Regions from separate parts of the Homo sapiens genome. Here region 1 is linked to region 2. A link is a contact called in ENCODE Hi-C or POLR2A ChIA-PET data. All regions are on one chromosome and are shown on one strand. Each heading gives the region's core, a stretch centred on a gene start or an enhancer-like site at or near the end of the contact. The rest is flanking DNA. Distances are from core to core; before and after follow the strand shown.

The links. A loop is a pair of places that touch in the nucleus more often than their neighbours do. ChIA-PET counts read pairs that join two places held with the same protein, here RNA polymerase II (POLR2A). Pooled maps may share reads with other maps.
Region 1: a map of Panc1 shows a loop between it and region 2 (4-fold over the local background). The contact joins two enhancer-like sites. A Hi-C loop is called at or near these places in 13 of 168 maps with a recorded cell type or tissue (Calu3, GM11168, MCF 10A and 9 more), 1 of 37 single-sample maps with no recorded cell type and 11 of 50 pooled maps. POLR2A ChIA-PET finds 5 or more read pairs at or near these places in 5 of 52 experiments (A549, HEK293, HEK293T and 2 more).

The regions. Positions count from the first base shown.
Region 1 is chr6:12,600,016-12,604,545 of GRCh38, reverse strand. No RefSeq gene overlaps it. Among named protein-coding and RNA genes, the nearest start is that of LINC02530, 17 kb to the right of the region's middle. Within about 2 kb of position 1,990, at least 3 of the 41 ENCODE cell types and tissues checked have a DNase peak (open chromatin) inside an H3K27ac peak, as active enhancers do; they include Panc1 and endothelial cell of umbilical vein, where a contact is called at or near this core.
Region 2 is chr6:12,310,622-12,315,644 of GRCh38, reverse strand. No RefSeq gene overlaps it. Among named protein-coding and RNA genes, the nearest start is that of EDN1, 23 kb to the right of the region's middle. Within about 2 kb of position 1,309, at least 9 of the 41 ENCODE cell types and tissues checked have a DNase peak (open chromatin) inside an H3K27ac peak, as active enhancers do; they include Panc1 and endothelial cell of umbilical vein, where a contact is called at or near this core.

The DNA of each region.
Region 1 (4,530 bases), core at 741-3,240, 290 kb before region 2:
TTTTTTATGCATAGGCCATATGTACTTTACTAATATTCTACAATGTATAATAGAATTTGGTAATATAAATAACTTGTGGTTTTATTTATATAAAAATTATATAAAGGTATAAAAAGTTTTCATTTTCACTTGCATATTTAATGCGTTGCTTTTGTAAAGAGGAGTACATTTATTTGAAGATAGAATTACCTAGAACATAAATGATGTATGGTTGCAGAATAAACACATTTAAAATGACTTCTTTAATTAATTTTTGAATTTTGAATTTTACCTTATTTAATGTTGATTTTTCTTTTTTAAACCATAGCAGGGTACATTTCTCCTTTGCTACCTGGCTCTACTCTCGGCCAAACCTCCCAGCCCATGGATGAGAATTCTCTTGTGTATCAATGGATATGCATGCTTTATTTTGTTTTATTCTGAGGGGATCTGTTTCTTCCCACAGCAGAAAAAGCAAAGTTGCCTTTTTCAAAGTTGCTTATGCCGTAAGGCATAAGATGGTGGTAATTCTTTGTGTCGACATCTATTTTAGTACAGTTTAAAAGTAGGTACTTTTTTAGTATTTTCAAAGGGGTCTGTCCATATTTCATCTTGATACGTTATTTTTTGCCTAGCACAGTGTCTTGCCTATGGGAAGCATCATATATGTTTTAAATACATCTATACAGTTTAATTGAATGCTAATAAATTACTCCCCCAACTCAGTAATAATGGAGAGAAGGCCAAATGGAAGTGAGGGTGTGGTCATACTCGGAAGGGATTCTTGAAACTGTCTGGTAGAAATAAGGCTTCTATTAATAAATCAGTCAATTCAATTAAACACTAGACTAGTGTCCATTTAATCAGCTTCTGAATTTTGGGTGTACAAGCAAAATAGTGTACGGTTTGGGTGAGTCTGGTTTGTTTTGTGTTTTCCACTATGAAAAAAATCAGAACCACTAGAGGTCACTCCAGTTATTAGCAAGAACTGGTTAGGCTAGTCTTTGTCTTACAGGACAAGGCAGCTCTGGCAAGCCTGCCTAAATTTTGCCATCAGCAGAAGCAGAATAAAAGTTAACTTCAATGCTCATAAATGGTTAGTACAAGTCTATGGTTTGCTCTATCCCATTACGCCATCCTGATTTACCTTCCTCCGTACCATTTCTTTCCGCTGTACCATTTCAATAATAACCTCAGCAGCTGTGTCTACTATGTGTTTATTATGCATCAGGCAATATTCCAAGGATTTTGCATCATTATCATCTTTACTTTGCACAGCAACCCTATGAGGGCTGTACCATTACTGCTACCATTTTACAGAAGATAAAATCAAGGCTCAGAGAATTCACAAAGCTGAGTGACAAGGCTGAGATTCAAACCCAGAGCCCACACTGGTAGACACAGATCGGATCCCATTAACAACAATGGGGTATGCTTGACTCTTATTTTCTATTTAAACAACAGGTTTGAGTGTTGTAACAGGAGAAAAGTTTCGGAATGCATATATGTGGCAACAGGAAGCACTTTGGCATCCCTCAAATCATACTCTACAGGTCAAGCAAATGCAGAGTTGTGTGTGTGTGTGTGTGTGTATGTGTGTGTGTGTGTGTATTTGGGAGGGGAGAGAGAATAGAGGGGAGTATGGAAAATGGATCTAACAAGTTAAAGGTGGGATTGCTGTTCGACATAGTCAAATGGCCAGGCCAGCAGACCCATAAGTCCATCACTTCCAAGTGACTTATCCAAAAGAAAAATAAAACACACCTTCCCAACCCTGCCATTAAAAAGATACTACTCAATCTGAGCAGCGGTTGTGTACTGTGTCTAAAGCCATGAAAGCACCTTTTCTACAGCATCTCGGAACATGTTCAGCGATTTGGTGAAAGACCCAGGAGCTCTTATTCACACCCTGCTTTAAGCAGTAGAGAGCTCTGCTGGCTCAACAAAGCATTTTTTTTTTTCCCCAAGGATTGATAGTATCTATGTATTTACATAATACCTCTGCCTGTGGCAAGCCTGACTTAGATGAAGAAGTGGAGGCTGAGGGAATTTAAAGACACTTGCCTCAGGTTACAAAGCAAGTCAACACAGATGGAGTTTAGCATCCCCAGCCCTGGAGTTTCCACTCAGTTCTTGGGCTGCTAGGACCCTGCATTGTGCTTGTTGGTATTAAACCTGAAGATCTCCCTTGTAGAATGTTCTCACAGGATCCCGCTCACCAAAAGGTGACGGGGGATTACAGTTTACCCTAACAAGGCCAACATCTTAATCTCATAATGAAACCTTCTGAGGATCCCCTCTGCTTTCACTCTGAGCCCCCATAAAAACCAATCATCATGTATACCCCTCCACCAAATGGTCGCTGCGATTGGCACCTGTCCTGGCCTGTGCCTTTGGAATGGAAAGTCAGGATAGTTTCAAAGTTTCATATACAATAACAGGAAAAAAAAATGAAACAAAGGAACATTTTAAGCAGCAGTCCCCACCTCTGAGCTGTTTCTTTCCAATCTCAGCCAAAGCTTTGCATACCTCAAATCCCCTGAGAGCAGAGAAGACTATAAAACAAACAGTTAAGATTTTTTGGTGGGGGAAGGCGGTGGGGGGGCCACAACAGAGGAAATAAAAATTGTTATAAGCTTTATCTTCTAGCATAGCTTGCTGCCTTTCACAATGTTCTAAAATGACAGAGAGAGTTGAGAAGAAGGAAAAATTGAATTCCAATTTATTTATCTCACACTCTCTAGCATTAGTACAAGAAGTAGTATTTGCTGGAAAGATGTTAAAGTAGCATTTGCATTTCAAGTCATTCTTCACATTTTAACTTATATATAAGGAACAATAAAAGTCCTAGATTAGAGACTCTTTTCAACTTGAAAGGTGGGAAAACAGGATTTAAAGGAAAAGAAAGAGGAAACCTGGTAATAGATTGTGTCCTATATAACAATCAATATTCTCTAGTTGACGGGTTCATTAGCTATTAAAACGAAGAGCCTTTCTGGAGAAAAATCATTATAAAAAGTACCATGGATGGGGCTTACTGTTGTCAGAGAGGTAATGGTTATGCTAGAGAGTACTCTGAAGAAGAAATCTGAAGAACTGCATCTTTGTGCATGTCAATTTCTCAGGACCTCAGTTTCTTCACTTAGAAAACCTGAGTAATAATATTCTATCATTTCTTTCTTGTTAACCTTTCTTGTAGACATGTTTTATATCATAGATATTTTATTAGAATCAAACAAGCCTTTTAATGTAACAGACACAAGAAAAAATTTTATTAGATAGCATCTTTCAATTAAGGTCTTAAAAAATTCTCAGTTGAGTATTCCCATTTTATGATTTAGAAAGATACATAACAAAGGCAGATAAAGAGATCATGTTAAATTATTTGCTTTAAGTTCCCCCCAAATTGAGCTAGTGTCACCAATGGAGTTGTAATGGCCAGTACATTCTTCCACTTGCCAGGACAAACACCTTGCTGTCAATCTTGGCTTCTTTCTTTCTCTAACGCTCCCAATTCATTCCAATAGGAAGTCCTGTGAGGTCTCTATTTGTGACATATATCCAGCGTCTGACTACTTCTCATTGCTTCCATTGCCACCTCCCTGGTCTGGGTCACTAACTGCACTACTGCAACTGCCTCCTAACGGCTTCCACCTGGGCATCTCCCCACAAATCTATTCTCAAAACAGCAACCAGAGGGATACTTCAAGATGCAAGTTAGACCATTTTCCTCCTCTGCATCAAATGCTCCAGTGGCTCTCATCTCCCTCAGAGAAGCAAATCCTTTCAATAGGCTCCAAGGCTGTATACATCTCGCCCCCTGCTAACTCACTATTTTCCGCCATGCAGCCATGCTGGCCTTTGCACTGTTCCCTGAACACAGTTACTTTTGCATCTCAAGACTCCCATGCCTTTGTTTTCTCTGCCTGGGTTACTCTTTCTCCAGATATCCTCATGTTCTCACCTCATCTCACTCACCTCCTCATGTGCTTCTGAAAAGTCACTCTCTCCGTGAGGTCCTTTCTCAGCTTTATATTTAAAATCGAAATCCACCACAACCCACAGGATTGCCCGGCCCCCTTCCCTTTTTATTGTTCTCCACACTACCTCCCATCTTCCCATCTTCTAATACCTACTTTACTTAGTTCTTTGTTTGTTGCTTGCTTTTCTCCTCCCCCATTAAATAACTCTTTTTAAAATTATAATTGCCACTTTTATTTTAGATTCAGGGGGTACATGTGCAGGTTTGTTACATGGGTACATTGCATGATGCTGAGGTTTGAGATATGAATGATCTTGTCCCCCAGGTAGTGAGTATAGTACCCAGTAGGTAGTTTCTCAGACTTTGCCTTCCTCCCCTTCTCCTCCCTCTAGGAGTCCCCAGAATTTTTGTCTCTTTAGTTGTCTTTTCATCCCCAGATCTTAGAATAGTGCTTGACATATAACAGGTGCTCAATGACTATTTGCTCAACGAGTAAATGATGCAATAGAGACCCAGACACCTCAGCCTTAGAATGTTTGACTTCTCCTAAGAACCCAGGAAACTTCTAT
Region 2 (5,023 bases), core at 60-2,559:
AAAAAAGACTTTTACAAGAGTGCTCACAGCACTCTTAGTAACAGCTCCAAATAGAAACAATTCCATTGTACTCATACAGGAGAATTGATAAATGTATTGTCATATATTTGTACAATGGAATATTACTCAGCAATAAAGTAGAACAAACTGCTGACAAAGGCAATAACATGAACAAATCTCAAAAACATTATGTTGAGCAAAATTAGCAAGACCTAAAAGAATATATACTGAGGTGCTACATTTTATAGAAGCAAAGCTAACTTATGGTGAAAGAAATCAGAACAGTGACTTCTCCTAGGCTCTAGTGGGGCTGGGGGTAGGGCAGGAGTGAGTGTGTGTGAGGGAACTGACTGGAAAAGGAAATGAGGGGTTTTCTGGGTGAAGGAGGTGTTTTCTATCTTGGTTTGGATGGGTATATATAATTGTAAAATCCATCAAATGGGATCACTGTCTAGGCATTTTATTGTATATAAATTATACCTCATTAAGATGATTAAAAATTTTAAAGAGACCCATAACTTATAAAACATCTTTAAAAACCCGAGGCAAAATCTCTGAAAACATTTACTGGAAGGGAACAAAATAAAAACATCCTGAAACTAATGGGCTGCAACACCTTTGCAATCTGACAAAAGGATGACTCTTCACATCTACCTCCTCCGTACTTCAGTACAAGCCTTTTTGGTGTTGCAACATTGTCCAAGTTAGGAGAAATGCTATGTTCCTCTGGCCCTGGGTCAGAGAGCGATGGGATTGACCAAAAGGAAGGACCAGTGGAATTGACCAAAGGAAAGCAAATGCTTAGCTTGGTCTTGATGTAAAGGGTCAACCAACACACACGTACTGCCAATTGACGCTCATTGACATGGTCAGTGTCAGACTTCTGGTGGAGAGAAAAATGCTACTTCTGTCCGTGCATTCCAAGAGTCAAATTCGCCAAGCTGCAGAAGGCAGTCAGCAACAACAAGGAATTGCTTGCACACAGGCCAGTCATTCCTGATGCTCTTTCTTTTCCTGGATATTTCTGTTGGTGGGCACGAGCAAGCAAAGGGAGCTTAGAGTGAAACCCAAGCATTAGTGAGAAATTAGAGTTGACAGATGAGTGTGGGAGGGTGGGGAAGGAGGGAGTGAGGACGGCATCTCCTTCCCCATGTCAAGCATATTTCTCACCCGTTACAATGCTCCTTGTTCTCTGATGTGTCCTTTCCCATAGAGGAAGTTATTTGTGAGAGAGGAGGAGAGGAGCTAGCTCATGGGAAAAAAATGTCTCTCGGGCTGTGAGCAGTGAATTGGCTTGTGCCCAAGTAATGTCCTCAAGGTGTGCCATGAGAGATGAAGTCACTTGGCTCATTTTACCAGCTTCAGGATGGCATTAAGACCTGACAAAGCCAGGCAACACGTACAAGGAAACTAACCTGAGGCAGGACCGTGGCACTGAAGGAGTCTCCCTGGATGCAGCAAAGGTGGAGACCTTGTCCAAGAAAAATGCTGGACGGGCCTTTACCCCAAAGAGGAAAGCTGGGTCATGGAACAAGGAAATGAATTACATCAAGTGAAAATGCACATCTGATGCCCAGTCCAGACCAAGGCATGTACGCTTCCAGAGGCACGCTAGCATGCTGGCACCCCTTCAAACTATTATTCTTTGCATATTTTGTTTGTTCAGCGTGTATCTAGTTAAAAAAAAAGAGAGAGAGAGAAGAAGAAGAAGAAATAAAAAAATGAAAGGGAAAAAATGCTTTTTGAGAGGAGGAAGGGGTAAGCTTTTTTGAAACATAACACATACGGGAAAGAGCATATATCTTGATGTGCAGCTTGGAGCATTCCTCCAAAGTGAACACGCCTATGTTCTCAGCACCCAGACCAAGAAACAGAAGACAGAAGTCCCCCAGGCTCTCCTCTGCCCACTACCACCCCACCCCCTAAAGGGAGCTGCTCTCTTGACTTCTAACATTGAAACTGTTTTTTTAATTCGTGAAGTTGTAAAGCTTTTTATGTTCACACTAAATCGCTAAATTTATCATTTTAATTTATTTGGAGCTCTTTCATTTCGTGGCTTATGTTGTTGCCCATAGCCAGAGGACAATTTGCACTCACATTCCTAAGTAGAGGTCAGTGACACGTATATATTGCAAGGCGGTGTTCCCTAGGTAGAGCACTTCATCTCGTCTTTTTTTATTTCAGCACGTCTGTTCCTGCTGACTTCGAATGATTGTCAAGTGGCTGGACTCAGATGTTAGCCGTCTGTCATTGCTGCTAATAACATATTCATGTACAAAAACAACAGAGGTAGGTTGATGCTGGGGAGGAGTGTTTTTTTTTTTTTTATACTGGAAGACATCATCTACTTTGGTCAAAGTAAAACAATTTTTATTTCCAGTAATGAAAGGAGTTGCATGTGGAAACCTGAGTTACCAGGCACCGTTTTTCTGATTTATTATAAGGATGTGTTAGCACCATTTCTTAGAAACTGATATTCCAGAGAGATGCCCAGTCTTTTATCAGATATATGTATTGCAAATATTTTCTTCAGTCTGTGACTTGACAAACCTCTTAGTACCTTCTGGCCTGAAAGTCTCTAAGACTCTCAGTTCAGGCTTGTAGATGACTTTAAAGCCAAGTATGGGAGAGATTCCAATCATTCTCCTTGCAATATGGGGTTGGGATTGTCATCTCAATTAACAGACATTCAAAGCGTGCCTTCTCTGGATGCTGAGAACACAGAGATAAAAAAAAGATGCCGTGCCTCCCCTACAAGAGCTCTCTGTCAAGTGGGGAATCAGACTTGTTAACAAATACCAGAGGAGAGACCACAAAGCCTTTTTGCCTTGAGAAGTCCAGGAAAGCCTCACAGAAGAGAACACATTTAAAAAACAGCTCACCAGCAGAACCTTGAAGAAAAGCCATTCTTCTATGAGAAAGTGGCATTTCAAAAGCCTGGGTGGAGAGAAACGAAAGTTCACAGCCAGGGTGAGGAATAGCTAACATTTTATATATATCTATATATACGTGTATATATAGATATATGTATACGTGTATATATAATATATGTAACATCTATGTAATATATATGTAATATGTATGTTATAGAGGTAATATATGTGTTATGTTATATATGTAATATATGTATATATACACATATATACATATATATACACTTATATGTATATATACGTGTGTATATATACATTTGAGATGGAGTCTCATTCTGGCACCAGGCTGGAGAACAGTAGCGTGATCTCAGCTCTGCAACCTCCACCTCCCGGGTTCAAGCGATTCTCCTGCCTCAGCCTCCTGAGTAGCTGAGACTACAGGTGTGCGCCACCACGCCCAGCTAATTTTTGTATTTTTAGTAGAGACGGGGTTTCACCATGTTGGCCAGAATGATCTCTATCTCCTGACCTCGTGATCTGCCCACCTCGGCCTCCCAAAATGCTGGGATTACAGGCATGCGCCACTGCGCCCGGCTGCTCACGTGGTATATTTTTAAAATTAAACATAATCTAAAAAACACCTATGTCTGAACCACCTGGGTTCTTGCTAAAACAAAGATTTCTAGGTTCTATCATTTACTAGGTCTTAATTTCTGGGGTTTGTGACCTGGGAATCTTCATTTTATCAATTTTTCTAGGTTAACTCTGTTGCACACAAAATTTGAGAAATGTTCCCCTACGATAGTACCAATGTAGGGTGAAGATAAAACAGGAGGGCTGGGCATGGTGGCTCACACCTGTAATCCCAGCACTTTGGGAGATCGAGGCAGAAGGATTATTTGAGGCCAGGAGTTTGAGACCAGCCTGGGTAACAAAGTGAGACGCATCTCTACAAAAAATAAAAAAATTAGCTGGGCATGGTGGTGTGCACCTGTAGTCCCAGCTACTCAGGAGGCTGAGGTGGGAGGATCGCTTGAGCCCAAGAGGTCGAGCCTGTAGTGAGCTGTGTTCATGCCACTGCAGTCCAGCCTGGGCAACAGAGAGAGACCCTGTCTCAAACAAACAAACAAACAAACAAACAAAAACAGGAAAAGTAAGTTAGGGTCATATGGTGAAGGGTTTGTGTGATGAATAAAGGGCCGGTCTCCAGAGTTTCATATGGAATGGTAATCTACAATCACACTGTGTGGTAGGTATTATTATCTCCATATTATAGATGAATAGATGGAGACTTGGGAAGGTAAAATAGCTTCCCAAGGGGCTTATAAGCAGTGGAGCCATGATTTGAATCCAGGTATATCTGAATACAATGACCATACTCTTAGTCATTTTACTGCACTTGAGCCACTTTCCTGATACATTTGTGCTGACCAGGCTCCCTTTCTTACCCCATTCTCCTTACAAGGACTCCCTCTGTTGGGTGCAATAACTTGAATAGCTTGGGCCTCACTTCAGAGCTCTGTTATTCCACAGGGGTATCTAGGCAGCTGGAGCCCTCTGTGTTCCGGACTACAGATTCGGGGACCCAAAGGTGAGTCCAACTCATGTGACTTTTGTTCATCAGTAGCACAGTAGATTTGATTGTTACTTTTCCTGAGCACTTACTCAATTTCTAGCGACAACTTTTATTTTCATGGTCTGAACATTTGATGATCTCTTTAAGCAACTGATGGTTTATAGAGGTAATTGTCTCTGTTGAGTGAAAGGTGACAGAATTTAGCTAGAATCTCCTCTCTGTCTGTCTATTTTTAGTTCAAATCTATTAAGAATATTATGCCAACCAGGAAGTTAATATCTGGACTGGCGGGTTTTGTATTTGTTGGTTTATATTTGACATCTGACTGAAATTTTAGAAATGAAATTATAAGCTTTCTCTGTGAGTATGTCTGTATTTAGAAAGTCCTTTACTTCTCATCGTGTGAGTGTATAATATTTTTCTATCTCCTGATAATATCAATAAGCTAGATTAGGAAATGTCTTAAAGAATCTCTAGTCTGATTTGCTTAGAGATAAATAAGCATTTATATTGACTAAATATTCCTTTATTAAGAATATCCCTTTATGAAGAGAAAGAAATTAAGAAAATTGAA